2 separate regions of the Homo sapiens genome follow, and region 1 is linked to region 2. Evidence: chromatin loops called from intact Hi-C (ENCODE). Cell type or tissue: Caco-2. All regions are shown on one strand. Each heading gives the region's core, and the rest is flanking DNA. Links, peaks and the distances in the headings are about the cores only. Region 1 overlaps LINC02542 (long intergenic non-protein coding RNA 2542). Region 2 overlaps LINC02542 (long intergenic non-protein coding RNA 2542).

The links. Peaks named below come from ENCODE experiments on the same cell type or tissue, not always from the same donor. Only the 100,000 strongest peaks of a DNase experiment are listed, where the experiment ranks them.
Region 1: it touches region 2 in a loop (7-fold over the local background); 2 of 110 quality-filtered maps call a loop at or near these places.

What each region holds. Positions count from the first base shown.
Region 1 is chr6:81,831,054-81,847,895 of GRCh38, reverse strand. It overlaps LINC02542 (long intergenic non-protein coding RNA 2542), which reads left to right. Exons shown (of 4, transcript NR_149135.1): 4 at 1,987-4,115. Among named protein-coding and RNA genes, the nearest start is that of LINC01526, 25 kb to the right of the region's middle. In Caco-2, for the core only: no CTCF peak of the experiment used is centred there; no DNase peak of the experiment used is centred there.
Region 2 is chr6:81,929,565-81,946,406 of GRCh38, reverse strand. All of the region lies in intron 3 of LINC02542 (long intergenic non-protein coding RNA 2542), which reads left to right. Among named protein-coding and RNA genes, the nearest start is that of LINC01526, 120 kb to the right of the region's middle. RefSeq lists an enhancer at 7,559-8,758. In Caco-2, for the core only: no CTCF peak of the experiment used is centred there; DNase peaks (open chromatin) are centred at 6,766 and 7,826; H3K4me3 peaks cover 426 bases.

The DNA of each region.
Region 1 (16,842 bases), core at 6,626-11,625, 100 kb after region 2:
AGCTCTGATCACTACAGAGATTAGGACGGCCACACTTTAGTCTACTTTTGGAGTCTGGCTCCTGATAGTTAAACCTAACCAAATTCCTGAGTTGCTAAACTTTAGTTTGCATTTTTTGATTTCTTCTTACAGAAATGTCTCTAATGTTAAGTTATACCTTCACGTTTGTGAGCAAGGAAGTTAAATGTAAAATATTCAAATTACCAAAAGAAAATTCAATTGTGGGTATGAAAAGGATGTCTTGGGCAGATATCCACTCAGAGGGAGCATTTTTTGACAAATGCAAATACAATTGTTTGAAGAGATGATAAAAGATACTTTCATTGCAATTATGCTAAAGAAGGTGTCAGAAAGAAAACATGACCTGAAACCTGTTCAATAATTTTGCAGGTACTTTCACTTCTACATGTACATCAGTAAGGATAGACTTACAGGAATGATTGAAATCAATCTGGTTTGAGTTGAAAATGTAGTTTGGTTAGAATCAATTTTAAAAAAATCTTCCTTGTCCCGTATGGTTCAAATAATGAGGAAGCTAAAAAGCTTTAAGTTGTCCACAAAGGAAAGGTCAATAAGAAATATGAATCCCTGTTTGCAAGCAAAAGAAAATTCAACTGTGGCTGACTTACAAACTAAAGGAAATGTATTGACTAATGTGTTTGAAAAATATAGAGATCAGGCGTAATTTAACTTGGATATTCATGATGTAAGAGCTGTGGGAGGTACAAAGAGGAGCTGGTGCCATTCCTTCTGAAACTATTCCAAACAATAGAAAAAGAGGGACTTCTCCCTATCTCATTTTATGAGGCCAGCATCATCCTAATAGCAAAACCTGGCAGTGACACAACAAAAAATTTCAGGCCAATATCCCTGATGAACATCGATGCAAAAATCCTCAGTGAAATACTGGCAAGCCGAATCCAGCAGCACATCAAAAAGCTTATCCACCACAATCAAGTCGGCTTCATTCCTGGGATGCAAGGCTGGTTCAACATATGCAAATCAATAAACGTAATCTGTCACATAAACAGAACCAACGACAAAAACCACATGATTATCTCAATAGATGCAGAAGAGGCCTTCAATAAAATTCAACACCTCTTCATGCCAAAAACCTCAATCAACTAGGTATTGATGGAATGTATCTCAAAATAATAGCTATTTACGACAAACCCACAGCTAATATCATACTGGATGGGCAAAACCTGGAAGCATTCACTTTGAAAATCGGCACAAGACAAGAATGTCCTCTCTCACCACTCCTATTCAATATAGTGTTGGAAGATCTGGCCAGGGCAATCAGGCAAGAGAAAGAAATAAATGGTATTCAAATAGGAAGAGAGGAAGTCAAATTGTCTCTGTTTGCAGATGACATGATTGGATATTTAGAAAACCCCATCGTCTTAGCCCAAAATCTCCTTAAGCTGATAAGCAACTTCAGCAAAGTCTCAGGATACAAAAAGTATAATAATAAAAATAAGAGCTGTGGATAATTTCTTCATTTTGTTGCCCTTTAGACACCGGGCCTATTCTTAGTCTGGCTTCCCTTATGGTAAATGCTAGAATCTCTCAGGACCATAAATAAGCTCCCTTGTTCACTTGGGGAAGGAAGAAAGAATTTTTTGAACAGTCATAGATCAAATGTTCTGAACTTCACTCCCATCAGGCTATTGCCAGACACATGCCTGCCCTTGAATCATTGGCTTTTACCAGGGGATAGTCAGGATGCTGACTGGTTTGGACTAGGTTCTGCACTGATCATCAAACCAATAACTCTGGCAAGGGGAATAGAATTACTTCAATTGGCTCAGATTGATCAGAGTCCAGTAGAACAAAACCCTGTGCACTAATAGGTCTGCGTCACTCAAAAAGGCATTTTATTTTTCTAGTTCACAAAGAGGTACCTATGAATTAGCAGCAGCCATGACCTTGGAGTTTGGGAATCAATCTCATTGGTTTTTGTATTTCTTTTATTTTCACTTTCAGATCCAGAATTCACCCTGCTGTTTCTCCATGAGTCTGACCTGCATCAACTGCCTCCCTTATTCTGGGATTCCAGTTGTGGAGCTCAAGGACAAGTCCATTCTGGGCTGGCTGTATCCAACTTCTTTAGTCCAACTATATCCCCACTGGAAGCCAGGCTCTTTCCAACAGCTGTCACCCATGCCTCTTTCTATGTTTGTTATCTGTCTCTAGGTTCTGGTAACTACTTCCTTCCCTTGCCCCTTCTGGCCTAGGGTGCTACCAATCCCTCCTCCAAATCCAACTGTCACTAGCCTCAAAGTACTTGTAGCTTCCTCACCTTACTTTCACCTTAATAAATGGTCCCCCTACTATCTCTCTTCAAAGCACCCAATTTGAGTGTGCCATCTGTTTCTTGCCAGGATCCTGGTTGGTACATCAACCAAGCTGCACTGATGGAGGAGCACTGTGCTGAACTTTAGGAATGAAGCCACAGGGCCCTCACTGCCCCCATAGTCACCTTGGTCATCTTCTGCCTCCCTGAAAGACTAAATTCAGTCAGTTCAGATACATACACATCCAGACATGTCAGGGAAAACTCCATTTTGTAAGGATCTCTGCTTAAAATGCCAAAAGTTTGAAAGTTGGCAAACACTTGAGAAAAGCACAGTTCTCTGTCTTACTCTTACTCTAAACTTGGAGATAAATGCATTTTTAAAATTGTGCATGTTAGAGTGCTAACGTGTACAAGATCATTTCTGGTGAGACACCACAAACAATATTTTATGAGGCCAAAATAAGAAAGAAGGAAATGAAATAGCTCAGGAATCTCAGGAAGAGCTCATCGAACACTTTGCCTTTATCTCAGACCATTTTATCCACAGCCCTGTTAATCAGGATTGGATATACCTCCATGAGGGAGTCTTAAACGGAGGGAAAGAGATGCCACAACTAAAAAAAAGAATGCAATAGAAGTTTGTCTTAATGCCTGTTCTGTGATGCACAACTTTCGTAAGCCAAAATTTTAACCTTATGAACAATCAGTTCTGTGCTGCCCTTAGCAGAGAACCATAAATTAAAGATAAGCAATGGTTCAGACTTTCCAGGGCCTTGACTCAGGAGTAACTCTGAAATCCCAACCAAATATGTATTTGGTTAAGCAATTTGGCACATTTTTCTATTTTGAGGCATTAAACTATAATTACAAGTCACTTTTATTTCATTCCAAATAAATGTCCCTAAAGTAGATAGAACTAGAGGTTTCCTTTTTTTAAAAAAAGGAAACAGGAAAACAACAAACAAAACCAAAAAGAACAAAAGCAAAACAAAACTTAGTCAAGCTAACAAATTGCATGTATGGTGTGTTTTATAATTTAATCAATATAAAAAATTGAGTGTGCTAGTGCCTCAGGAGGACTCAGAGGACTCAAATACTCAATAGGTTATCTGGAGGAATTTCTCATTGGAGAAAAAAATTAAAGTTCTTTTGAACAACCCACATAATCAAGATAGTAATAATTTAACCTCAAGTTTTTCCTTGATTAAAAAATCCCTTTGCTATTCTGCTCCAGTGTTTGTAATAGATGGTTCAACAAGACTGGTGTTTTGTTAGTTGGAAAAGTAAGCTGATATGAGGGGTGGGGAGAGGAAGGGCAGAAATTTATTAACAATCAGCAAGTAAAGAAAAACAGCCTGCAAATTGTAATGAAAGGAAGAAAGGACAGGAAAGGAAAGGTAGGGCTGGTGGAGAGTGACTGTTCTGCCTGCTTACTGCACAGGCCAAGAACAAACTCACGATAAATACTCCAGGTCCTCAAGAAAAAGGTTTCTGTGCTGAATTATGGTAGTCTACCTGAAATTGGGATGATGAATTAGAAAACCTCTCTCATCGCTTCAAGTCTTGTGATTTATTCATTCAGTGCCATTTATTGTATAACTATATAATTTCTAAAGGGGGATAACTACAAGAAAAAGATGTGATTTCTTCTTTCAGAGATCCCCAAATATAGAAAGCTATTCATATACTGCTTAGATAAACAAAGATTATCTTCTTTTTCTACATTCTATATAATGTTCCTTAAACTCAAGCTCTCTTCTCCCCATCTCTACCTTACCCCTCTGGGTAGCAAGGAAAAATAAAAATAATGTCATTCAATGGTTTCTTTGCCTCCTCTGATTTAAACAGTCTATTTTGATTTCAGATTTCTCTTTGAGGTAAATATTCCGGGAATTCTAAATTTAAGTCCTTATTATAGCGACTTCTTCCTTTCAATTCTTACTTCTTTCCAACGTGGTGTCTGTCCTAGTGATCCTCTTGATGCTGGGAGGAGGAGGAGTCACCTGTTCTCCTGTGGTCTTTCACTGGTTTCCACAGTGGGTGGCTGGTCCAATCCTTGGGTGCAACTTGGTCAGCTCCAGTGTGCTTTGTGGGGTCATGTTTCTGAGCTGAAGTCAGCAGCAAGGGAACTCATGGTCTACTTCTTTGACACACATTCTTTTCAGTCTATATTTGTGGTTCATGGAACTCCTAGAGGCAAACATGGTGCCTGACCACAATGGCATTTGATTTTTTGTTTACTCTGGTATCAATCATAATTTTCTTGTAGCATTTGAAAGGAGAAATCATATATTTCTAAAAACCCTATACATCAAATAATATGTTTTCAGTAAATGTTGGTTTTTTACTGTGCCACCTATTTTTTATCATAATTAACTATTGAACGATGAACTATCTTACATATACTTTTTAAACAGAAAAAATCAATACGATGTTTTTTCACTTCAAACTTGCTAAGTCATGACACATAGGTTTCCTATTACACATGTGAAATGAACACTGCTTTAGTAACAGTATCAATACAAGCAGAAAGGTAAAACAAATCCTCTACTAATTCATGAAATTGAACAGTTATTTAAGCTATTGGTTTGTTACAACATGAGTTACTTGATTGATTTTAGCATTATGCTTCATATATGTGTTTATGTTTTAATTTTGTATTTATTCAGTATCAACGTAGAACAGTACAAAGAAATTATACTCACAAAAACAGTGCAAAGAAATTATCAGAAAACCCAACTATTTTTTCTCAGCTTGCTTATTGCCTTTTATCATATAATTGCATTAAATATTTATGAATGTATTTCCATAAAGATGCAGTAATAAGCTGTATACACTTTCGAGTCCTTTTTTCTTAGTATTAAACATTATTTTCCATGTTGCTAATTTTAATATGTATGATTTTAATAATATTTCATCAACTAGAGATTTCCCTATGAGCTAGGTCATTTCATAGTTTTTCAAGATTATACATAATACTGAAATAGCCATTTTTATAAACATGGTAGAGTTTATTCCCCTCTTGACTGATTTTTTTAGCACTTATATTCCTCAGAAGAGCTCACTGAGTAGTAGAGAATGAAAGTTGCATAGTTTTGACCTGTGTCCCTGGGCTGTCTCCAAAAAGACTGTGTGTTCAACAATGCTTTGCAGGCTCCTGTTTTCACATGGTGACCTCTGCTAGCAATAGTTCAAGTTTCATGGGCAATTTTTTCTCCTGGTGTGACTGAGTCTCCTCTTCTTGAGGTCTTCCATTTCAATTCTAAGATATAAAATATGATTTTTCTGCAACTAGTAGACTAATAGAATTTTCTTTCTTTACCTTTCTTTCTTTCATTTCACCTTAAGCAACTCTTGTTTTCTAACAGCAGAGCAGATTAATTTTTACAAAAAAAACCCATTTTAATTTAAAAAAAAATGGATGTAATAAGTAAAACTTACTGAACATTTACTATGTTCTGGGCATTTTATATGTATTAACTTATTGAATCTTAACAACTGTATATTATTCTCACTGTACACATGAGAATATAGAGATAAAACAGTCAAATAATTTGCCCTCTGTCCCACAGCTAGAGCGTGACAGAGCAGAGATCCCAACCCAAAAGTCTGATATTAGAGTCCCACACTAAATCATGGTGCTTTTCTGGAAATGACAGCAGAAATTGATGTCTGCTAAGTAGCAGTTACATGGAAGACGTGTCTTTTTTTCTTGGGAATTTAGATTTAGATTAGAAATTGGCCAGAAAATAAATAGTCCTCCTTTAATAAATCTCTCCTGTCGTCATCTCCCTATCATCCCCCAGTGCACATATATGAGGGCAGAATGGGAAGGAATATAATATAAAAGACAAACATCTTCATAAAATTTTCATTCAATGAAAGTCACCAAATAAAATTTGAATACAAGTTTTCTGTCAACAATTTGTGGGCCAAACTCTAATCATATTCTTCAGTGGAGCCTAAAATCAACATGGGATTGGTAAAATAATAATTTCTTATACAGCATCCTTTCCCTGAAGTCCACAAAGACGTTTTCAAATAGGAAAACCCAATAAAATTATAAATTATTTACTTAAACATTTTTTCTTTTAGTTTATTGCGGTAAAATGTTTAACATGAGATCTACTCTCAAGAAATTTTTAAGTGTAATTTACTTTTTGAAAATTTGTTCATTAATGACATGTTCTATTTCAGGTTGTTATTTAGAATCTTGTTGATCTAGTAGAGTTAAGCACATTGGCAGATTAATATCTAATTATGTTTTTAATATTAGATTTGAACAACTTTCTTTTGTATTTGTAAGTATTAAGTACTCTCGCCCGGGCGCAGTGGCTCACGCCTGTAATCCCAGCACTTTGGGAGGCTGAGGTGGGAGGACCACCTAAGGTCAGGAGTTCGAGATGAACCTGGCCAACACGGTGAAACCCCATCTCTACTAAAAATACAAAAATTAGCCAAGTGTGGTGGCGGGCACCTGTAATCCCAGCTACTTGGGAGGCTGAGGCACAAGAATCGCTTGAACCCAGGAGGCAGAGGTTGCAGTGAGCCAAGACCGCACCATTGCACTCCAGCCTGGGCAACAAGAGCAAACTTCGTCTCAAAAAAAAAAAAAAAAAAAAAAGTATTCTTATGCTACAAAGGTAGAAACAAAACACAAAGAAAATAAGACTTTAAAAAAATCAGTAGCTTAAAGAGAAAAATCATCCACTATAAAAATTACACTTGAATTTTTAGCTTTTAAAATGCATTTCTTATTTATGTTACTTTCAGCTCAATACTAGGAGGTGCCTTTAAACAGATATTTGTCTGTCTCATCTTGTAGACAAATGCACTGAGGCAAAATAAATCCAAGTCATGAGTGTTAAATGAATCCATCTTTTCTGTGCACTTTCAAGAACTTAATTCAGTTAGAAAGATAAACGAATGTCTCATCTATACTTCATAGCCTATACCTCAACCCAACTGATGATAAGATATATAAAAACATGTCTTAGGAAAATTTTAGGCCCAGCACAGATACTCTGTTAAATAGTTACTGTCTTGGGCTGTCTGAATGTGCAATTTGGCAGCTGTAGCCAATTTGCTGAAGAATCATATCTGTGCCACCTCTCCTTTTCTCATTCAGGTGGTAAAATGATAGCCTACTCCTATGAATCTACTCATTTAGTTTGCTAGTATCTAATTAACGAAGATGTGAACTGTTCTTTCTCTCACTTCAGAGATGAGCTGACTGGCTCATGGCTCCTGCATTCAGGTGAGTTCTCAATCGAGGTTGGCTGGCCTGACTGAGTCAGCACACATCTAGTGGAACTGACTTTCACTGGGGCCTCTTAAGAAGAATGAGTTGAGAAGATGGTAGGGGATCAGCAGAGGAAAATGCTTCTGGGGTTCTATTGGGTGGAGGAGCTATTGCCAAGCTGTGATTAATCAAACACACTTTTTTTTTTTTTTGGTTTCTTTGTTTTAAATTTTTGTTTCCTTTCCAATCTAGTTAGGCTAAATGTTTGTAGACTCAGCCCCAATACCCTTCACGAAGTTTCTACTGCAATATTCTGGCAAAATTAGACTTTCTTTTTGCTTAAGTTGAGCCAGTAAACTATTTAACCAACTATAATTTTTACCATAACTCTGTTGATTATGTTTGTTTGAGCTTGGCTCCTTGATCCACATAATAATGTAAGACTTTGGTCTTGAAGGCTGCAGTGGAGGTGACAGTGGGGTAGGCATTCTAGCTGAAGGGTTTTGAAAGAAAGACAACTGTCCGAAATGATACACACTAGATATAGATATTGACTAGAATAAACATCTAATTAAGATTATTCCAGTTCTTTTGGTCTTTGTTTTACTTAATATAGCTGAATACGCATATCTAAGTTTTCTGACACCAATTTCTTTGTTATTGTTTAATGGATTTAAAGAGCAAGACTTTTTTCTGTCTTATGCAGGTTCACATGAGACACCTTATTAAACCGTATTTCATTGTTCAACACATGTCCTCATTCATTTTTCATCAGTGAGAGATACTGCCTCCTTCTACTTATGGTTTCTGTTCTGTAGCATTAAGTCCTGTAGATTCTTAGTATTTAACTAAAGGTAATTTAAAATAAAATATTGTGAATAAATGTTAGTAATAATAGTAATTGTTGTGGTTGTTAGTGTTACCTTGGAGTTGTGTGAACTTTAGAAATAATTCAAGTGGCTGTCCAGTCTCAGATGTATTTTATTCCCCTTCATAAACTTTCTGTTCAGCAATGCAATGGATTAGTTCAGTGCCTTATGGAGATTTTGGTGGAGGAAATATGCAATTGCTGTGAAAGTCTGCTCAAGGGCTATCTCCTCTCTGAAGTCTCCCTGCTGTCCTCCAGGAGGCATTAGAACTTCTGTGTTCCAGTAGGACTCTGCTTATACACGTATCAAAACACTTGCTCAACATTATTGTAAGGATTTAATTTGGAGGTCTAACTCCTAGAGTATTGCACTTTGTCCAGTTTTCTATGGGTTTAATTCCTTTTTCCTCCTGCCCTAAGCAATACCCCTGCCATTTATTACCTGTGTAAAATATATATAGTGACTTCCTGCCTGCCTCAATGGATGAATGACCCTTCTCATTTATTGAGAGTTTCTTTTCTTTTTCTTTCTTCCTTTTCTTTTCTCTTTCTTCTCTCTTCTCTTTCTTCCTTTTTTCTTTCTGTCCTTCCTTCCTTCTTTCTTTTCTTTCTTTTTTTCTTTCTTCTTTCTCACTCTCTCTCTTCTTTTCTCTTTTCTTGTCTTTTCATTTTTCTTTATCTTCTTCAGCTCTGTTAGGCCTAAATGGAGAAAAAAGTTCATAACTATTTCTTATGTCCCATGTATATCACTCATAGTTCATGCTTTATGACAGTCAGTAGATGATTCTTCTTGAATTTCTAGGAAAGACATGTTGCCATTATTCTATTTTTAAATATCCATGAGTGGGAAACTTGAACTACTGAAAACCATGTTACTCACCCAATTTTCTCTCACCTGTGCTAAAAGACATTTGGGGGCAGAATATATGTGTTAACAGTAAAAATGTTAATATCATGATTAGCATATTTTATATTGGCAAGATAAGCCTTATGAATACTTACATGCAGTCAGATAGTTAAAAAAAGGAATTAAAATAAGTCAGACAAAGTTTTCTGACACTGTCCTTCCTGATGATTTGGTCTATTTCTCTCATTGCATGTGTTTTTTTAAACACTTAGCTCCCGCTTATAATGAATAGCCACCTCTTTTTGGCTAGACTTTTAATATATTACAGAACTAGACACATCAGAGTAGCTCCAACCCTCACTAAATGGAATTGAAAATACCAGAAGCCCAAGATAAGCAAGAGGATTACTAGATAGTAACCTAGCAACACAAGTCAAGCAACTGTACTCTAGTTACTTCTTATGTTTGTTAAACCTCCTGTGATGTTATACACTCTATGAATCATGTTGTGCATACTGAAGGCGTGCACCTGTATCGACAACATCACAAAGATTCTAAGAAGGAAATCAGAGGTATGCGGTTGCATCCTTATTGAAAAATCATGGGTATAATAATGGAATTGGAAACAATTCATAGAATTGCTTCTGCTGCACATTAGATGTGAATGGCCCATGAAGCTTGCCTGTTTAAAAGTGGTATTTCTTCCTGTATTTCCTCTATATACCCACTGAAAATTTAGCTGTATTTTATTATGAGAAACTTTTTAAAAACAATATTGAGTTAAGTGCTGGGGACTCAGACGGACATAAAATCATTTTCAGGTTTGCCAAATTATATAAAATGACCTTGTTGGAAATATACCCAACCATTTTCTACTTACAAGAGCATTACTTGAAGAGAAGCAAATGTGAATTTGTGAAGTGCTTTCACCTCTTCATTCATTCCTTCAACAAATACTTTTAAAGCACCTACTATGTGCCAGGAATTATGGGGTACTATAGAAACACAGAAGAAAGCAAGAAAAATTGCTGACCCAGCTCTCATGGGATGAAAATCTAGGGGAGGAAACAGACAGAAACTAAACCAATAATAAAATGGAAAATATGGTGAGTAGAAAAGTCTAGACAACTATGAGAAAAGAGGAGGTGGTGTTAGGAGAGTCTTCTCAGAAGTAATGGTTGAGCTAAAGGACAAGTTAATACATGGTAGATTAAGGGAAGGATGAGTCTAATGGAAGAAATGATTGTGCAAAGGCACCAAGGAGGTAGAGCACTTTTGAATTATTTAACCCATAATATAGAAGGCATGGGAATGCTGGAAGAGAAAAGAGAAGGCAGGAATTTGGACGGAGAGGTTGGCAAAGCCCACTCTATTCAAAGATTTCCTCATAATCCAGAAAAGTAGAATGTAGGAAACTCTTGCACAAAAATAGAAAATTTATATAAATCCATCCAGTATAAATATCTACATGCAGAGTTATACATACTGATGCACATAAAACAACAATAATAATATCCATCTCACCTGTATCCCTCTTGTTATCTATCTGGGAATTCTGGAGAGCTAAGGAAGTCCCTATGCAAAGCAAGAATTTGGGTTGGCCAAAAGGGTGATATTACTCTACACATTTGCAAACATGGTCTACTCACCAGCATCTTTACACAAGTTCACCCAGTCAATAACTATTTATTGTATTTTGTCTGTGTATCAGATATAGAATGAAAGAGCCCTGGGCAGAAGACAGGGAAGAAGGATTGAAACTGAGGGGCAGAGAGGTGGAAACTGACCCTGATACTGATCATCTATCATCTGCCAATCATTTCACATACATTAGTTTATTTCATATTTCCAGAAATTTCTTGAGGTATTATTAGGTGAATTTTAAAGATGAGAAAGTGGACATTCATCAAGGTTAAAGGACTTGTCCATGTAAATTGTGCAGCCAGGAATCTGATCCAGTTCTGAGTGACTCCAAACCCATTTCCCTTTCCATTTATTGAAATTTAAATTTAAATGTTTTTAATCAACAAATAAAAATTGTATATATTTATGGTATACAGCATGATATTTATATATATATATATACACACACACACACGTTGTGGAATGACTAAGTCAAGCTAATTAACATATTTATTATTGCACATACTTATCATTTTTTGTGATGGGAACACTTAAAATCTATTCCCTTAGCGATTTTCAAGTGTACAATGCATTATTATTAACTATAACCCTCATGATGTACAATAAATCTTCTGAATTTATTCCTTCTACTTAACTAAAATCTTATATCCTCAGACAACATCTCCCCATGCCAACCCCACCTGTCCACCCTACTTCAACTTGCTGCTGGTAACCACTGTTCCACTCTTTGCTTCTGTGAGTTTGACTTTCCTAGATTGCACATATAAATGAAATTGTGCAGTTATATGCCTTTCTGTGCTTCTTATTTCACTCAGCGTCATGTCCTTCAGGTTCTTCCATGTTGTGGCACATGACAGGACTTCCCTCTTTTTAACAGCTGAATAGTATTTCATTGTGTGTACACACCACATATCCATTCATCTGTTGATGGGCACTCAGGTTGGTTTCATATTTTGGGTGTTGTGAATAGTGCTGCAATGAACATGTGAGTGCAGATATCCCTTATGCAAACTGATCTGATTTCCTCCCTTCCCATGATGACACTGTGGTCCTGCTGTTGAATTTTCTCCACCCTTCTTAATTAGGCATTAGGACAACAATCATGGGTGCCTCTTGAGAACATGTTCTCAGGCCAACAATTTAACCTTGTCAGAGTCTGGAGCAATTGGAGAAGTGGGGAGAAATCATAGGGGTCTTCTCTGGGAGCACAAACAAACAAATGTACCAGTGTAAGAAGTCAGCAGGGTGGAACAGGAAGAGAAAGAGAGGGAAGGCTGGACTTCTAAAAGTTTTATGAGCCAGACAATGCCCTATAAATTAAATATAATAGTCAGATAAGTGTAACTGAACAGATAAATGGGCCCTCGCTGCTTCCACATTATGTGCTACATACCCCAAGTCCCTCAAGGAAAGATCCTGATAAATAACTTGAGGTCACAAAGAAGAGAAGAGAAAGAAGGTAAGGATCCACTGAAACACAGTGAGTGCAAGGTGAAGGTAAAACTGAGACATCAACTCATCAGTCAACAAATGTTGATAAACAAAGGTGAGAAGACCGTGGATTAAAGAGAGGGCAATAGACTGGATAAAGAAAATGTGGCACATATATACCATGGAATACTATGCAGTCATAAAAAAGGATGAGTTCATGTCCTTTGCAGGGACATGGATGAAGCTGGAAACCATCATTCTCAGCGAACTATCACAAGAACAGAAAACCAAACACCGCATGTTCTCACTGATAAGTGGGAGTTGAACAATGAGAACACATGGACACAGGGCAGGGACCATCACACACAGGGGTCTGTTGGGGGCTGGGGGGCTATGGGAGGGATAACATTAGGAGAAATACCTAATGCAGGTGACGGGTTGATGGGTGCAGCAAACCACCATGGCACGTGTATGCCTATGTAACAAAACCGTACGTTCTGCACATGTACCCCAGAACTTAAAGTATAATAAAAAAAAGAAAAAAAAATGAGTGATACAAATTTTGAAAAAAAAAGGCAGAATTCCTCCTCCCTCATTCTTCTTCCTTTAGATGCTTTCAGCACAAAACTGAAGTGTAGAACAGGAATAAAGACATTGAAATCTTGGAGGACTGGAATTCCTGGAAGTGTCTCTGAGCTGGGGTTAAAATGCAGAAGATGTTCAGTCTCTTTGGCATGGAAAACTCCAAACCTAAAGGGCTGATAGAAAGGATGTTGCAGTCACATGAATGCCTCTGGGAACAGCTGGTAAACATCTATATGTTTAGAAATATTTTTCTGTCTGACTTGGATAAAAATAATCAGTCGTTGGCAGAAAACATTTCAATTTCTTTCTGATTTTGTGCAATAATAGCTTGGAAAGGCCCACACACTTCCATGATATCTACAGTTTGTAGAAGTCTTTCTTCCACTTCTCTGATAAAGGGAAATAGCCATGGTGACGCATGTTGTTTATCTAGTTTCCATAAAAAGACTACTACATGATAGTTGGTAAGGCCTACAGAACTCGGTAAACAGACACAACGGGCCTTGCACTGCTCCCTGCCTTCACTTCCCGATGGTGCTGTGAATGGCTCCAGGCCACCGAGCACAAGAGTCACAGCTCTCAGTTCCACCCAGGATGTTTCTACTGTCTCTTTAGCCAATGAACTAGGAGGGATTTTTGTTTTCAGTGTGACATTTGCATGCTTGTTGTCATTTTCATTCCTTGATTCTGAATCATCTGTATGAATTCTCTTCTCTCCTTGAAGAAAAATGTGTGGGGCTGATTTCCTCTGTGATGTGTGATGTCAGAGAGGACTAAACTTAACCAGGCACAATTATCCATTTTGGGCACAGCTGTTGGCCAAACCCTCAGGAATCAGATGGCCAAAATTGTTTCAGGATGCCAATGTTGCCTCTGAGGATAGCAAGCCTTACTTAGCATTTTAAAATTTCCTTGAAGCAGAAAAGAACAATTTGTTCTCCCAGGTAAGAAAGTCCATCTGCAAAGTTACAAGTCTTAAATTAGTGAGTTTTCAAACGTAGTTTGGAGAACTCTAGATATTTCTAGAAGGAAGCTGTACAAGAACATCTTGAAAAACTACCCCTCCGCTACTACCTTAATGCCCCAGTAGGATTTTAAGTTTTATGGGAATAAAACATAAGATAAAAAAGATTTTCAAAGCTGCCTGAAAATCTCCAGAGCTTGAGAACATCACTTCTTCTGTTTCTTTCTTACATAATTCTTCAGTTATCTCTTGTTCAAGGTTCAAATTCATAGATTAAGTGGACTTATGGTGTTGTTAAAGGGAGAGTAATTATTATCCAAGAAATCTATGGAATGTCAGAGGCATGCAGGTAAAAATACAGCATTGAACCTGGTTCTTTGATTCATAGTCCAAATTCAATGATTATAATTGCAAAAAGAAGGCTGTAATATACCTGGAGAAAAATAGAAAGGCTGTTGGTGATACTCATCTTCAAAAAGGAAATGTGATTTAACACATTATAAATTCATCTATTCCACACAACAAGCTGAAACACACGAAAACCTTTTATCCACAAAAATGTTTAATGGATTGTTAGTTATGATACAAAACAATTGAAAACTCTAAAGTTCATCAATAATGAAATAGTTCAATAAGTTGTAGCACTTTTATATGTTGGAACATTATTCAGCAGTTTATGATGATATTCTCATAGTATTTGTAATCACATGGGGAAAATGCTACTATTATGTTTTGTGAATAAAAGTAGGATATATATATGTGTCTGTGTGTGTGTGTGTGTATATATATATATATATACACACACACACTTTTAGTATATATACACACACACACACACACACACATATATATATATCCTACTTTTATCCTATATATATAAGTAGAATTTCACCCAGGTACCTACATCTGTACATTACGAAAAGTAGTGAATATAAAATCCAACAAATCTTAGTTGTATCTTTTATTATCCAATTCTTTGGGATTTCCCATAAGGCAGATATACTATAAAAATGACTTTATATTAAAAAACAGGATATATTTTAAAGGTATTAAACAGCACTTTGTCAAGTCCTTTGCTCTTTCCTCTGTTTCACTTAGTCATTCATCAAGTTCTAAAGTAAAACTGCTTTATTAATAAACAGAAATTCTATTAAATGTTTGAGTTTTCAATCAGGCAGCATTTCCTTTTCTGATGACTTTAATTTCTATGCATACATACTCTTAGCATTTCTATTTGTAGAGTCCTGTATTCCTTAACATCTGTGAAATATTCCTCTTCAAGCATTTGGCAAATCTAAAGGTTTTCTTAGGTTTTCAATTGAGGAGATAAAGATTAAACCTTTAGCTAGAGTAACTAGCTGTCTCTAGCAAGTGCATTACTGGGTTCAAATGACTTCCTTAGACTGCAGATTTCTCCCTGGGCTGAGTGAATTTTGATGTTCCCTGGGCTGTTCCCTGGGTGGCTGGCTCCTACCCACTCTGGGTCAAGAAGAGCGGCCCTAATCAAATCAACATCAACTCTCCCTGGGAAGTGATTTTATGGTTTCCAAAGGTCGCATAAATTAGGAGGTTGGCTGAGGCTTTTATGTGGAAAATGGTGATATAATTTGAAAGGTCATATTTTCTCTAACCAGTCGCCTCACATAAAATGTGCTTTTATAAGCTCTATTATAAAGACCTTGTGATCCAGCAGCATTAGAACCAGGCCCGGGAATTAAAGAACCAGGACTTTCAATCTGCCATTGTGTTGCTGGGTGGGTCGGAGCAAATCTAACCATGAGCATCTCAATTGCCTTTTCTAAAAAAAATTGACCTATTATGTTGTAACTGATAACCAATGAAATTTTTTCAAGGGCCTGCAAAACATAGTCTTATATGAATGCTTTTTAATGAGAATAATCTATACCACATATTTGACTTAAACCATCTTCTGAAATACTTTTATAATGCTATAGATAGGACCTATTTCATGAAGAGCCATTGCTTTGCCTCAAAAATCTTTTCTATAATTTGAGTGCCCAGGAAGGGTCACAGTACTTTAGAATTTTAATTTGGTGTCTTAATCAAATGGTGGCTCACTCCTATGGTCCTAGCTACTCAAGAGGCTAAGATAGGAGGATTGCTTGAGCCTGGGAGGTTGACACTGAAGGGAGCTATGATGGTGTTACTGCCCTTCAGCCTGGGTGACAAAGCGAGACACTGTCTCAAAAAAAACAAAAAACAAAAAACAAAAAATCCCCCTAATTTTCATAGGTAAGTTACGATGCTGGAGCCATTTGTGCACTTAGAAAAGATGGTGTGCTGTTTCAGCCTTTGAATTAAATGCAAACAAAAATAAACCATCCTTAAAATGTACTAGACTTTCCCAGTCAAATGGGGGACATTTAGAATACATGTTGTACCAGACTTAATGTGCAGTATCCAAGGTTTTTATCATTCAACGTGCAATATTCCCGTACAACATTAGCTTGGCAAATAATCAGAGCAGCTGGTTAATCGTTAGCCAGTATGCAGCCTTTGACTATATACCTGTGTTGAAAAACAAATACATTTATGAAAGAAAGGAAAGGAATGTTGAAAGAGAAAAACGTTTTGCAAAATATCCTGTCAAACCATTTTTCTACAGCATCTTGGTACCTCTACACTCAATGTCACTATTCAAAATCATTTTCAATGTGAAGGCTTGCTCCTAGAAAGCAACTTCTTGCATTCGTCTAATCAGTGGATGAGCTGGAACTGTTTATTGCCACAAGATTAATACACTCTTCCAAAAAAAGAGGTCTTTAGAATATTTCTTAAAATTTTTGTTCTTACAACAAAAAATGTAACGCCAATAGAGGAAAATATATGTCTATATATGTAGGATATGAGCTTGACTTAAAATATGTATATATCCATAAGAAAAAGATTGGAATGGAATATTCAAAATGTTAGTGGTGCCTGTCTCCAGAACATAGAGTTA
Region 2 (16,842 bases), core at 4,302-9,301:
TGCTGACCTAACACAGACAATGGCATCTTTTAAAAACTTGTTTGAATTACAGAACAAATGACAAAAGAGACACATACAGAAAAATAGCTGCTGCAATCTCTATTTACAATCTCCAAGGCTAAGAATATACTTGTGCTTTGGTAATTGTTTTAGTGTGTGGAGCATATTCTCTTTCTTTTAAATTCCCACTCATCTTGAGCAACATTAGATTTTAAAAGTAAGAGATGAATGGAATTATTTTTTTTTTTTTCTGAGTGACTACTCTGAGCCCAGCACAGTCATTAATACAGTCCCGGCTTGATACATGTCTGTAACCCAGCAAATTCCTCTGAAGAGCTCACCTTTTAGAAGGTGCTCTTGAAAAATAAAGCCATAGCTTCGCTATACAAATACATGGACTATCTGCCAAATATCTCCATCATTTGCAAAGAAAATTACTGTTTAAATAATAAATGTAGAATCTCTCCACTAATAATATGAATATGCTATTTCTATGTGCATAGAATGCCCTCTGATTCTGGTAGGGAAGCATAGATATATGAGTTTTCTTAGTATTAAATCTACATAGATCCTTTGGATAGCTTTAAATCAATCTTTGTGGTATGCTGATAAATGTATGTATAACAATCAGCTTTCCAAAAAAAGAAAACAAAAGAAAGAAAGGAGAGAGAGAAAGAGAGAGAGAGAGAAAGCCCAGATTTGTAGTGTTTGCCAATTCTCGTGCTGTAAGTACACCATGGCCTATTTCAAGCTACCAATGAGACATCATTGTATGCAGAGTAGGAGGAAAAATATACACAACTGATGCCTGCAAGATACAGTAGTTCCATCTGACTCCAGCACAACACTGGCTATAACAACTAACAACTTCTCACGCTTCTAAACCCCATTGTGCAGCTCAATGCTATAGGCCTGGGTTTTGTAGAAGTAAATAGATTTTAGATAATTTTAAATAGTCTCTTTCTTCTATAGGCTTAAAAAATTAAATCATCTCTATGTAGCACACATAAGGGCAACACATTCTGCTAGGTATTAGGGAAAATAGGAAAAGATGTAAGATAATGCTTGTCCTTAAATTACTGTTTCATTTGGGATACTAAACATAAATTCAAAATATAGAAATAGTATAAGTAATAGTTTAGGAAAATATAGATACATAACAGATAGATAATAGAGAACTACCAAATGATATGTGAAGTCAGTAATTAGGATATGGGAGCTTACAAAAGTCCTAAAAGAAGACTTTATAAGGAGGTATATTGGAGAGACTTGATGTATAAGTGGCATTTGGATGCATGGCAACATCTGAGAAAGTATGGAGCTGAGACGGAATACATTTTAGAAAATCATGAACTAGGCAGGGACAGAGCGTTAGTGTAGACATATTTTAATAACAATGACTGATAGTCACTGGAGAGTTACTCTGTGCCAGACACTGTGCATAGCTTTATATAGAGTAGCTCATTTGATCATCACTGAAATCTAATCAGTCAAGTTGCTGGGAGTATTAAATGAGAAAATGCATGTTTCATAAGTGAAACATTAACCAAGTAGCCAAGGTTGGTTAGTAGACAATGGAACTAGGGCTTGAATTCAGGTTTCACTGCTCCCAAAGCCCATAACCTGAAGCATATTGCTAAGGTGAACAATTTTCTGGGAAACAAAGACACGGAATTTTGGGGATAAAATTATAAAAACTTTGAATATCAAGCAAAAGAGTTTGAATGTTGTTATTCAGAGCCATATATTTTTGTTTTTTTAAGACAAAGTCTCACTCTTTTGCCCAGGCTGGAGTGCAATGGCGCAATCTCGGCTTACTGCAACTTCCACCTCTCGGGTTCAAGTGATTCTCCTGCCTCAGCCTCCCATGTAGCTGGGATTACAGGCATGCACCACCATGCCTGGCTAAATTTTGTATTTTTAGTAGAGATGGGGTTTCGCCATGTTGACCAGGCTGCTTTCAAACTCCTGACCTCAAGTGATCCACCCGCCTTGGCCTCCCAAAGTGCTGGGATTGCAGGCATGAGCCACCATGCCTGGCACAGGGCCATATTAAGTAGAAAACCAATAATAAAACCTTTAAAAACTTGATCAAAAAGTAAAATGTCTAAATGCCCTTTCCTTTCCTCCTGTGATATCTTTTCTCATTTGATTTTGGAGTTCATTATGGCTAACTGGGACATAATGTGTGCACAAACCAAATATTACAAAAGTTTGAGATAATATCTTATAAATTAGGCAAGTCAGTAGTTAGCTTTCAAAACTTGATGATACTTGAGCAGAATATATATGAAGATAAGGCTTCAATACCAGGAGTCTACTGCTTCTTCCAAACATTTCTTGAATTATGTTTATATTAAGTTAACAGTTTGAAAAAAATGTCAAAGTACCACACTTTCCTTTCATCCTCATGATGCATATTGACAAGAAATGAATGTTTATTCTTATTTGTGTTGATAAATTATTTGCAATTGTATAGAGAACTTTAGATTGTCTATTAGTTTTGTGAAACTCTTTTTATCCCCCATAGTCAGGAAGCTTTCGATAAATAGGAGTCTGGAGAAGAAGAAAAATACATTCTTTTGGATAAATGAAAGTATTCTGGTCTTTGCTCATCTTTTCCAGACAGTAAAGTAGAGGCACTGTTCAATTTTTGATGAGATCCTTCTTGAAAGGGAAAATTGCTTGTTTAAGTAAAGCAAGTCTATACAGTTTAAAGTAACTGTTCAGTATCCAAATCATTAAGCATATTGCCAAATAACCTTCTGTAAGATACTTATAGTGCCTATGAATACCTTTAAAATGAAGGGAAGAGGAGGAATTTTCTTCCTTTCTTTGAAAAATAATGAATAGAATAAAACTGCTTTTTGATTTATGGATAATAAAATAGGGCAGTATATATGCATTTTTCTTTTGATATTTAAATAAATTCACTAACATTTTAATTTTATTGTTATTACTTATAACATAGTCCTTATCCTATTAGGCACTTCTTTCCTTTCTTTCTGTACAGAAAAGGAATGATGAAAAGAAATTTGCATTTTGCAATGATTGCATACACCAAATATTACAAAAGTTTGAGATATGCCTTACTAGTTGAGTAAGTATAACAACCTTAAGTTAGAAAAACCATCAAAAAGAACAAAGCATTACTGAATACTGAAAGTTTGAATTGTGTAAGACATATCTTTTGTGTCAGTGGCTTTAAAACTTTCTTATTTATGTTGTGAACCCATCTCAGAATCTAACAGAAAGCATGTTCACAAAGATACACGATTTTTCATACTATTTTAAAGGATATGCTAATTGCCTGAACTCCATCTATGGATATTCTAGCGTCTAAGGATTAAGAAAATGTGGCACATATACACCATGGAATACTATGCAGCCATAAAAAATGATGAGTTCATGTCCTTTGTAGGGACATGGATGAAACTGGAAACCATCATTCTCAGCAAACTATCACAAGGACAAAAAACCAAACACCGCATGTTCTCACTCATAGGTGGGAATTGAACAATGAGAACACATGGACACAGGAAGGGGAACATCACACTCCAGGGACTGTTGTGGGGTGGGTGGAGGGGGAGGGATAGCATTAGGAGATATACCTAATGTTAAATGATGAGTTAATGGGTGCAGCACACCAACATGGCACATGTATACATATGTAACAAACCTGCACATTGTGCATATGTACCCTAAAACTTAAAGTGTAATAATAATAAAATTTTAAAAAAAGAATATATTTACTTGGCACACCATCTTAGATCTAATTAATTCTAATATTTTGGTTTTTAATATCTATCTATATTTAATTTCTAATTTATAGACAAATAATTTACCCAGTCTTCATATTTAGTACCTTTCTCTTTTCTAATTTAGGTTCTTAAAACATTTCATTACAGAATGTTTTTAAAAATTTTTTTGCAGAACCAAAAGTTTATAAAAACATACTTTATTCACTGTCATTACTCCTATATTTTTTATGGACACATTCTAAAATTGTGAAGCTTTAAATTTTAAGCTTGTACTTCATACAAGTTTACACTAGAATCTAGTTTATGAGAAAAGAGCAAGCTACTTTTTTAACGTTTTAACGTTTCTGGACATATCGTTTTATGATCTTCTAGTTAGCTTTGCACTGGATCATGAAATAGCTGTGGAGCTGACATTTTCCAGAGTATCAGACAGAGGAAGGCAAGGAAACCTTTAGAGTGGTATCTGGGCATTAAGGTTTTAAAAAGCATAACAATTAAAGGATTTTCTCAAAATTGATATCTCAATCATAAAAGCCAACAGCCAAAAGCTCTAGGGCTTAAAACAAGCAAACAAAAAGCTGTTTGGACCATACTTGGCAGCCAGATTAACTTTAGTAAAACAATGTTACGATTGCAGCTCATTTTGCATTGGCTTTTATTCACGTGCTTTTTGGTGAGAACAAGACGGCTGTTCCTTTGATAAGTGTTGCCCAACCCACCATACGCACCATCCAAGGGTCCTGGCAGGTGGATTTATCACATATTCTGCCACATTGTGCATGGGCTTCATTCAATAATCTGCAGGAGTAATTAATTTATGATAGAGAGAGAGAGGGAGAGAGCGTGTGTGTGTGTGTGTGTGTGTGTGTGTGTGTGTAATTGATTCACAGGCATGTAGACCAGAGCAAGGACCAGGAAACTACTCTCTATGTAAAATCACTCCTTGCCCAACCTATTCAAGCTCTTCTATCAAGTTGATTTCTTTTTCTTATCTCCTCCTGGCTCCCCTCCCCAGTGTGCCCACAGTTGTAAGTCAGTCTTTTGAAGGAAAGATGAAGGCAATGTCTAGTACAGCCTTACTCAGATGAGTCTCCTCCATGTCTATCTCTCTGGCCTTTTTTTCCCACTTGGTGTCACAATGCATCCCTGCTCTTAGTGGTAACAGATAATAGATTACAGTCCCACTGGTTTGCCACTTCCTTCATGCTCAAGACAATGAGGCCTGTAAAAGAAAGACGGTTACTTGGGCAATTAGGTGGTTAGGCATTGCTAACAATCTTGACTTTTTATGCTGGTGACTATACTTGTGCTTGTATGAGGGAATGAGGAACTGTCCTAGCATTCTGGCGCAGCAGTTCTCTGCTTTTGATACCAGCTCAAGAGTATTTGAGGCTGCCAGTAACTGTCCGATTTTGAACAGTTATGGACTTTTCTCTTGTACTTAAATCTTGAATTGGCTCTCACTCTACTGATTTCTTGTTCCTTTATATGGTGTTCTCATACATGTGTTCCATACATATATTTTAACAGGAACAGCAAGAACAGTTTGTGTTCTGAGATTGACATCACCTGCTGATAGGATATGGGTTAATTTAGTTGGTAGAGAAATGCGCAAAAAGGAAAAGCTTTCTTCAACGAGATATAATGCACCAATTCTACCTTTATCAGTAATCTGTTGAATGGCCTTGGGTAAGCCTCTTAATCGATTCTGCTTCTGTTTTTTTCCTCTGTGAAAAAAAGAATTATAAAGACATCCTGCAGCTGAAAGGAATGTTAATGATCCTAAAACACTAGAATATTAAAAGGAGGTGCACTGAGCATTGATGGTGCTGCTAGTTCCAGAGAAAGCTTATGCTAAATCCCCAGACAGTTTCAACTCTTCACTGTCTGGATTATTCAAAGCATGTTCAGATGTTTCTGGACAAATAAAACAATGGTTGAATAATTAGGGTATAGTAAAAATGGTACAAGTGTATGCAGGTTAAGTCAATCTTGTGAAGAGGTTAAGGAAACATCTGCCAAATTCTTTTAAAAACCTAGTATAAATGAAAGGCATATTTTAAAACAAGGTATTTACAGATGATGACATCTAATTTATTAAAATCTCATTGCTCATGGGAATATGTACTTGCCAGTAAGAAGATAATTGTTTAAATATATGATCTCATGGAATAAATATGTTGTATAGCTAGGGTTATAAACAGGAACATTATTTAAATATACACTGGAATTTGTTATTATACTCTTTTAAGATTGGACTTTAAATGTTTTAACACTCAAGGATATTAATCTGCTGATGGTAAAATTTTCACATTGGTACTTTCTCCACATTCATATTTCTAATCAGTAAAGGAAGCCAAGGGGTAAAATTTGTAATTTACAAAGTAGAATTCTGTGAGATTGAAGCAGCCCTTAATTCTAGCCATCTCGTCTGTTTATGGAAGGGTGTTGCTTCTGGGTGTTTGAAGTGTAAATCTGGGAACTCTTCAGCCTTAGAGCTAAGAGAAATGGCCTTAGAGCCATTTCTAAGGTAACCAGCATCCAAAACACAGACAGCTTTATAAGTCAGAATTAACACCTTGAATTGTTTCTCAAAGCCAAATGGAAGTTCTCAAAACTTCTGGAGCCCAGTTGATGTCACCGTGTTACCAGTTTCCTGGACAGATGTAGCTCCAGCATTCTCACCAGTTAAAAGTTTCTCTCTCTTTCGTAGGCTTGTGTAGTTCTTGAGAATAGCTGTATGTAGGGCATCTAGTTATAATCCAGCTGAGAAATTAGACTGCCAGAGGTCAGAGTGGCCACTGTGAAGCCAATTTATTTTATTTCAAACGAGACCAGGCTACCCCTTAGGGCTCCATCCACATGTTTCTGACCTCTTTCTGGGAGAGGGCAAAAATCCATACATCTGATTACACACTCAAGCTCTCATCAAAATAACTCCAATCTAAGTCAGCTTGATCAGTTCTGATAAGGCCGTTGACTAGGTTTGAGGGCCAAGATCAGAAGCAGCGGGACAAGGATGACACAGGGAGGAGTGGTTTGTTTTGGAATTCCTGGTATTTCAATTCTGATACTTTTCAAAGGAAAGAAAATGATCACTAAAAGAGTAATAGGTAGACAAAGTAAGTTGCCTTGGGCAAAAGTGGCGTTTGCCCTGAATAATTAGGTGCTCTCTCTATGTGTTTATGTGTGAACCTAGTAATCCAAGTAGCAAAATGGGCTAACAGCATTGCACATTTATCTTCATCTGTTACATGAGAAAATGGTAGGGTAACACAAATGAAAGAGGTTTTAAGGAAACCAGTTTGGCAGGGCCACATTAATATTTAAGAGTTGATTCACACAATATCCTGCTTTAAGTTTAGTCTGAAATAACTTGGAAAACTTTCAGAATGATCAAGTAGTATAAAATAAACATTTAACTTCATTCTCTTGGCCACAAATTTCAAATTCTGTGATAAGATAACCTAAAGAGCTTTATCCCTTCTTGATGCATTTCCCAATTTTATCTTGAATTCCAAATTTAAAGAAACCATCATTATTGCCTAAGTTTTGTGGGGTTGCTGCTATTGCTGTCACTTGCCAAGTGTAATCAGTGTTTACTAGTTGAACCACAAATACATAGTATTAACCATGTTCTAAAGATTTAAAAAAGGAAAGGAGATAAGGGACTTGCTGTAAAGTCTTTGTCATTTTCCTATGAAATGCCAGCCAAAAAGGCACTTTTCTAAGAGGGGAAAAAAAAATACTTGAGAACTTAAACTCTTTGGCAGTGCCTAAGCTTTTCCTGAATTCCTTCATTAGAAGAACCCTGTGGCATGGCACCTACAGAATACTTTTATGGTGTTTTCATGGCATTTACACTCATCCTTAGCTCTCACAGAGCTTTCTTCAGTAACCAGGTCTTTTGGGACAGCAGACGGGAAGAAGGATAATTATGAAGAAAGCCAAGTTCACAAAATTGCTGAGATAATTTAACTTCTTACATGGCCAAACCCACATAAGATGAAGTCATTTGCATGCTGCCTAGGACATGCGTTTTCCATAAACCCTACCACTGACTCATGGTGCTTAGTCATCAACATTCTAATGTCCCCACCTGTAAAACAAAGATAATAGTATCAGTCACATGGACAGTGATGAAACGAAACTGCTTTTAGAGGACTTTGACCTTGCCAGTAAGTGAAGTCCACATAACTGTGTTCTTTAGCAGAAAGGTGTTTTATTAAAGAAGCATATGGACAAGGAACTATCTCTGAAATGTTTTCAGAGCTTCTCTGGTGTTACATGCATAGTAAATATTTTCTTTAAATTAGATGAAAAATGTGAGTAGTCCTTTTATATACTGTCATGAAATTGCTCTCTTTGTGTTATGTTACATAATGGTTTCCTTTTAGTTTTGTGACTCTGCCGTTTTCTGGTGAATTATTGATATTTAATCCTCTTGCTAAGACCACAGCATTTACATGGAAGCTTCCACTCTGGCCTTTGCAATTCTCCTTGCCCTGATTTTTAATTTTTCTACAGCACTTCTCTTTCTCTTTCAATATACTTTATGAGTAATTGATTGATTGATTACATTAAATGTTTGTTGTTATCATCCCCCACTGGAATATACTTTCTAGGAGTTTACACATTTCTGTTTTGATTAATAACATATCCCCAGTATCTAGAACATGTCCTGACATAGAGTATTGGTTAAATATTTCCACTGAATAAATGAAGTACTTGTTTGGATTCCAGCTTCCACTCAGTTTCTACAACTTAGAGCTGAAATTTTACTCAGGCTTTTGAACTAATCTGGCCCTAAATCCATCCACTAACACTTTCTTTCTTCCCTCTTATCGTCCTACCTTCTTTCCGGCTGTCTGTTCTCAGCTTCCAGTCTATTTAGGATTTACTCTTTCCATTGCCACCCGGAACAGTGGGAAGAGACTATCGCTCTCTCATTTGCTTGGTTTTGACACTTGCTTTTAGCTGTTAGTTGTGATTCTCTGACTAAGGGCTACTACAATCTGGTGAATCATTTATCTGAAGAAGAATTATAGAGGCACAGTCAATAAGTACAAAATGGCTGCCAGTGCTTTATGGGGGGAACATATGTGTGGATGTTGGAATTGATAGTCCCTGGGACAGTGTGTTACAAAGGGCCCTTCTGGCATCTGATTATCTTTCAACAAGAAAAGCATGTATACTGATCGATGTTATTATGTGGCCTTTTAAACTTTCAATTCATTTCAGATGTGGCTTAAAGTAATGTGTCATCCAGAGTTTGTTCGCCTGTTGGATGATTCATTCATTGATCTTCCAAACAAACAGATGGTGGGTAGGGGAGAAGACAGTGGAAAAAGAAAGGAAAGAAAGTAACAAAAGGGGAAATAATGTTGACATGAAGATGTCTGTTTTGTGATTTTTTTTATCTCTTAAAAACTAGAAATGACTATCTTGGTTTCTTCTGTGAAAAATTCAAACTAGTAATACCATAAACTTGAAGTAAGTTCCATGGTTTAACTGAAATATCTGCAGTATTGTTTGTTTTATGGTTGTCGTTTTCATCTAAATGAAGATGATATTTATATAGGACAGTGAGGCTAGAACATAAGTAATACATTGGATTTGATGACTCTGGTTGAAAATATTAAACATTTGGGGTAAAACGGGATCATATCATGAATGGTTCTTTACTTTGTACTCAAAAGAGTCAGGCCATAAAATTTATTGCATGTTTTATAGAAAGCCAAAAATAGTGTGTGTTTTTTGTCAAGACACTTGGCGATTCATTCAAAAAACATGACAGTACCTTCCAAGTACAAGGCGCTGTGCCTAGGGCTACAGCAGGAGAGAGACATGGGATGAGATCTAAAATTTCGCCTGTTTCTTTCAAAAATTATTTTTAAGCCTCACTAAACTCTTCAACGCAGGTATTATGTTTATTTTCTAAGTACAAAAACTGAAGATGAGAAAAGTTAAGTAATTATTCCAAAGTCACATTGCCTATATGTGGCAGAAGCAGTATTCAAAATGGTGGCACTAAACCTATGGTATTTTGATGAAGCCACCTTCAAAATATTCACAACCCAGAAGAGACAATCTCTGTCTCTCATTCGCTCAACTTCTCTCTGTCTCTGACTTACTCAATCACACACATACACACACATGCACCTAGAATATAAGGGAAGATGTAATACATAAATAAATAAAAGGGGGGCAAATAGTCACTTATTTGATGATTTTGAGTATGTAGATTTGAAGGGCTTCCTTAAATGCCTGGACATCTGGCTGAGTACAGTAGTTCATGCTTGTAATCCCAGCACTTTGGGAGGCCAAGGCGGGAGGCTCACTTGAGCTCAGGAGTTTGAGACCAGCCTGGGCAGCATAGCAAGACCCTGTCTCTAGAAAAAAATTAAAAATTAGCCAGGCATGGTAGTACACACTTGTAATCTCAGCTACTCGAGAAGCTAAGGTAGGAGTATTGTTTGAGCCTGGGAGGTTGAGCTGCAATGAGCACTCTAACCTGGGCTACAGAACAAGACCCTGTCTCAAAAAAGAAAAAAAAAAAAGCCTGGACATTTGCCAGCATTTCACATTGTTGTCTGGTTATTCAGTGACATGCATGTATTCACAACTATCCATGTCTACTTTGTGCACATACTAAGTACTGAGATGCTGACATACACACATACTTAAGACGTACTGTTACCTTTGAGTCTTAGTTTTATGCAAGACAGTGATATATCAAAAAACTGTTATGGTATTGGCCAATTATCCAGTTCTTTTGAAAATATACCAGGTAGAAAAACAAACTGCCTCTTTCAACAGAATAAAGAAGGTACAGTTGGTGGTTAGAATGCTATAATCCTGTATGGAAAGGAAAGTGGGGCTTAAGTAGTACAATGAGGCTTAACTGAGGACAAATATATTCCATTCCATTTTCCTATCCTTCCCTTTCAAAGCATTGCTTTGAAGCTCTGTCTCCCTCATAGTGTTCATGTTTTGCATCCCCTGGAAAAATATTTTTTTCAGAGCTTACAGATGGCAATTAGATGACAGGCTTATGGAAAATAATTATTTAAAACTGCATAGAACTTTGAAATCCTTGGAGAAAAGTCATGGCATGGCTATACAAATCATGGATGGTGGTTACACTACAGTCACTCAGCTCAATATAGCAAACTATTAGTTTGCATTTCCAAAGTAATATCTAGTTGAGGGAATGGCGAATACTCTGTCAAATACTGGGAACAATCATATTTCACTGGAAACAATGTCAATTTAAAATATCTTATGATTTTAGAGAAGTGTGAAAAAATATACATCTTAGAATTGGTGAAGTAGGGTGTAGATTCAATAAAGTTCTCCGACAAAACAGAACTGATAGGATGTGTATATATACAGAAAGAAAGATTTATTTTAGGGAAATAGCCCATGTGACTGTTGAGGTTGGCAAATCCAAAATCTGCAGGGTAGTTTGGCAGGCTGGAGACCCAGGGAAGAGCTGCAATTTGAGTCCAAAGCAGTCTCCTGGCAGTATTCCCTCTTCCTCTGAGGAGGTCAGGCTTTTTGTTTTAAAGGCCTTCAGCTGACTAGATGAGACCTACTCACATCATGAGGTGTAATCTGTTTTACTCAAAGTCAACTGATTTAAAAGTTACTCTCATCTAAGAATATCTTCATAGAAACATCTAGAATAATGCTTGAGCAAATATCTGGGTATATTGTCTAGCCAAGTCGACATAAAATTAACCATCACGGCCGGGCGCAGTGGCTCACACCTGTAATCCCAGCACTTTGGGAAGCCAAGGCGAGCAGATCACAAAGTCAAAATATCGAGACCATCCTGACCAACATGGTGAAACCCCATTTCTACTAAAAATACAAAAATTAGCTGCTCATGGTAGTGTGCACCTGTAGTTCCAACTACTTGTGAGACTGAGGCAGGAGAATCGCTTGAACCCGGGAGGCAGAGGTTGCAATGAGTCGAGATCATGTCACTGCACTCCAGCCTGGAGACAGAGTCAGACTCCATCTTAAAACAAACAAACAAACAAACAATTAGCCATCACAGGGTGACATCAGGAAGTATGGGGAGAGTCTCTTCATTGACAGAAATATTAGTACTAGAAGTGACTCCTAAACAGAGTCCAGAGACCAGAAGGGACAGAACAGCGAGCACTTTGCTCTGCCTCTCAAGGCTTCTGTAGGGGTTGGAGTTCATTGTCTCTGATCTCTTCAGGCCCCTCCCTCAGAGAGAAACATCCGTAACACACCTAACCTAGACCTTAGAATACAACTGTGGTGCGGTATGAAGGGGAAGAGTCTGTCCTTTTCTCCACATCACTAAAGTTTACATTTTTCTGTTTTCCTAACTTAACAGAGGCCAGACACCCAAGGGGAGGGTGGGAGATGTAGAGAGAAATCACGTATGCTTCAAATATATGAAATACAGTGTTTTTCTAAGTTTCGGTTATCTCTTCTTAGTTGGAATTTGTGTAAGTGGACAGATGAAGGGTAGAGGGGGGATGAAGAAAGAGAAATTGTGGGGGAGGAGAAGCTCAGACTCAACACTGTCTCCACCCACCCTTCTGTCAGATTGCACTTCAACCCTAACCCTAACCTCAGTCTCCCACCACTGAGCCCCTCTCCAAGCTCTCCTGGGTCCACTGCTCTTCCTCTTGCTAATGCTGCTAAGGTCTATTGTTGGAAACAGTAATTCCCTGTTAAATATTACCTACATTCAATATCTTTCCTTCTAGCCTATTGCACAATCCTTGAACCACTGACTCACACTTGCTTTATATAAATATATATATTTTGGTTACAATCATAGACTTTGCAGTCACCAAATTTCTGCTTCACCTATTGTGTTCAGCTCTCTCATCCATAAAATTGCGATAATGATAGTTCTTATGCAATAGGTTAGTTAGGAAGAGTAAATGAAACAGGATAAGGAAAATTCCTAGTACAGGGCCTGGCAAGAAATGAGCTCCCAATAGTTGTTTGGTATTATCATTCTCTTTTATCTGACATAGTTTCCCCATGAGATCACAATGCTGATTATTTGCAAACTGAACTGGTAAACAGAATACAAAGATGAAGCAGTAGGGTCCCTTCTTTTGGCCAGCTCCAAGGATAATTGGAGTGATACTATGATATGCTTCCGTTCGTTTTCATCCATGTCAACCATGAAAGACAGAGTTGATCTCAGCCTGAGCTAGAGGTAAACTATCTATGTGGTGAGAGTTACAACAATGATATAATGACAATCCAGGTAGCCTCTTGGCTTAATGTGGCCCATGGACATGTTTTGTGTGGTGAAGGGTTTTTGGTTTTTGTTTTGTTTTCAATGAAGCAGCATGCCTTTAGACAGGGCCAGTGCTCTCTCCAGCCACTCTCTGTGGTCTTGTAACCATCATATCACACATTCACACATAGTTACCTGTCCATCCACCTCATTGTCCTTGAAGTTGTGACCTACCACTATACATCATGGGGAGATATAGTAAAGATTTCAAAGCAGTGAATCGTTCAATGTTCCTCACTCTTAAAAACATAACAAACAGCATAGTTAAAAACAAGTCCTATTTAGGAAATGAGGTAAGAAGGGAAAACCTAATCATTTGCTCATCCTAAAGAAGCATTCTTAAATTTGAATATATGTGTATTTTTATTATTATTATTATTTTTAAATTATACTTTAAGCTCTGGGGTACATATGTGCAATATGCAGGTTTGTTACCTAAGTATACATGTGCCTTGTTGGTTTGCTGCACCCATCAACTCATCATTTGCATTAGGTATTTCTCCTAATGCTATCCCTCCCCTAGCCCCCCATCCCCTGACAGGCCCCAGTGTGTGATGTTCCCTTCCCTGTGTCCATGTGTTCTCATTGTTCAGCTCCCACTTATGAGTGAGAACATGCTGTGTTTGGTTTTCTCTTCTTGTGTTACTTTGCTAAGAATGATGGTTTCCAGTTTCATCCATGTCCCTGCAAAGGACATGAACTCATCATTTTTTATGGCTGTGTAGTATTCCATGATGTATATGTGCCACATTTTCTTTATCCAGTCTATCATTGATAGGCATTTGGGTTGGTTCCAAGACTTTGCTATCATGAACAGGGCTGCAATAAACATACATGTGCATGTGTTTTTATAGTAGAATGATTTTTAATCCTTTGGGTATATATGCAGTAATGGGGTTGCTGGGTTAAATGGTATTTCTAGTTCTAGATCCTTGAAGAATCACCACACTATCTTCCACAATGATTGAACTAATTTACACTCCCACCAACAGTGTAAAAGCGTTCCTATTTCTCCATGTCCTCTCCAGCATCTGTTGTTTCCTGGCTTTTTAATGATTGCCATTCTAACTGGCACGAGATGATACCTCATTGTGGTTTTGATTTGCATTTCTCTAATGACAGTGATGATGAGCTTTTTTTCATATGTTTTTTGCCTGCATAAATGTCTTCTTTTGAGAAGTGTCTGTTCATATCCTTTGCCCAGTTTTTGTTGGGGTTTTTTTTTCTTGTAAATTTGTTTAAGTTCTTTGTAGATTCTGGATATTAGCCCTTTGTCAGATGGATAAATTGCAAAATTTTTCTCCCAATCTGTAGGTTGCCTGTTCACTCTGATGATAGTTTATTTTGCTGTGCAGAAGCTCTTTAGTTTAATTGTATCCCATTTGTCAATTTTGGCTTTTGTTGCCATTGCTTTTGTTGTTTTAGTCATGAAGTCTTTGCCCATGCCTATGTCCTGAATGGTATTGCCTAGGTTTTCTTCTAGGGTTTTTATGGTATTAGGTCTTACATTTAAGTCTTTAATCCATCTTGAGTTGATTTTTGTGTAAGGTGTAAGAAAGGGATCCAGGTTCAGCTTTCTTATGTGTATTATTTTAAGGGATCGTGTGTGTTCTGAGTCCAAGGAAATCCATGGTAAAAGTAATGGGAGCCTTTGGATAGTGTGAGTTAGAATTTAACCTCACTCCCATTGAGGGTCTCCCTTTAGGTTTTCCTAGGAGTCCCCCAGAGTGTCTCACAAGGGCTTAGACATAGATCCTATATGACACACTATAGCATATGTCACTTTCTACTTTCCTGCCCTGGTGCCCTTAAGCAAAGGTCATGTCAAACAAAGCTGGATGAAATAGCCTCCTTCCGGTCCCTCCATAAGCTTCCTTTTCCAGTATATGTGCTGCCGAAGCGAGCACCATAAGCTTCCTTTTCTAAATGTAAGGCCTCTGTCAGTTGACATCAGCATCTCTTTGGGACATCCATACCTATGCAGATGCTGAAACCACTCCAAGATACACCAGTGCCACTTCCCTGCCAGACACATTACTTCTGCCCCCACATTTCCTCTGGATACTGCAGCCTGTGTGTTTGGGCCTGAATGTGCTTAAGTCATCCAGGTACCAAAGCTGTGCTATCTTCCTCACAGAAATGGAGTAATCACCACCTCCAACAGCCACTTTTGTGTCACTGGCTGGCACATAGGCATCACCAGAGCATTTTCTAAGCTCCACTGCTTTACAGAGTGAAGGGAGTCCTTCTAGGTTTTCTCAAAACACCTCTGCTCCCTAGCACCTAGCTGTTTGTGTGTGATGTCAGACCTAAGAGATAGACACCATGTAGCGCTAAGAAGTGAGTGAACCTCAGATACCTGAAGTTTAGTTGGGTCAAGTTTATTTGCCTGATTCTCCTTTCCCGCAGGGTGAGTTTTTCCTTCAGAGGCTACTCTTTGATTTAATTAGAGTTGTACTGGTCTTGTCCCATCAGGGCCGTAAGTGCACAGATGTACAACAGAGTACTCAGAAACATAAGTGCACATATGTGTAACAGAATACTCAGAATAAATCAAATTTAAATCCTCTTATAGGCTGGAAAGTCTTTTAAAATAAGCTGTACTTTCTGGTGCCTCAAAGATGAGCTAGCTGATCATTCTCCTTTGGGTAGATTCCTTTAGTCTGAGAAGAACCACCTGGATGTATTGCATGTAAAGCTGATACTCCAGTTCAGGGAGAGCATATAATGAGACTAAATTGAGCCAGGCCTGGATCCAGCTCTATGGATGGATAGAGTTCCCATACCCCTCTGTGAAACTCAGTGCCCTAAAGAGATTGGAGATTACAAGATACAAATTCTGGAAAAGTACTTGCTACACAGGAGCTTGTGCGGTGAAACTCTTCAGGTCCCAGTTCTTCCACTTTGTGTTTCAGTTTTAAAAACACATCCAAAGGACTGGCAGTAACCTCTATTAAGGTGAGATGGCAAGAAAAGACTAAAGAGCTGCTCTGAAATTAGTCACCAAGCAATAGTCCAGGAAAGCTGGAGGGAAATGGATCCATACTAGCTTTGTAGAATGCACCCAGGATGTGGGTTGTGAGAGTGGCGACTGGCTCTGGGATGTTCAGAGTGGTACTGGCATCTCCTCTTACCCACTTCTAGGGTGCCACCACATGCTTTGGAGGAAGTGGCTGCTTCTGAGTGACCGGCAATGGCTAACACTCAGCACTGTACACTTGGCAGCCGGGCTAATTTTGAGTGTAAGCTTACTGCTGGGGGAGGGTATGTCCTGCTTCCCACAGGAATTCTGTGTCTTGGTAAGGTTTCAACACACTAGTGAGTAGAACTTGGATTAGATTGTCTTGGTTTTGGCAGTCAATCTGCACTTCAGCAAAAATGAAGTGAAATAGGGCATTCTGCCCCCAATAGCTCCATCATGCACATGATGACAGCTTCTGTGAAAGCTGCCAAGATTGCTCAGCTTCAGAACGATGCAGAGGTAGCTCTCAATAGCTTTACACTCAGTAACATGAAAAGGTAAGGTTTTATGCAGCACTATTCATAACAGCCAAAAGCTACAGACAACCCAAATGTCCATCAGCAGATTAATGGATAAAAATGTGGTATGTAAATGATGAGAACTTATGAACACAAAGAAGGGAATAGCAAACACTGGGGTTTACTTTAGGGTGGAGGGTGGGAAGAAGGAGAGGAGCAGAAAAGATAACTATGTGGTTCTGGGCTTAATACCTGGTTGATGAAATAATTTGTACAACAAACCCCTGTGACACTAGTTTA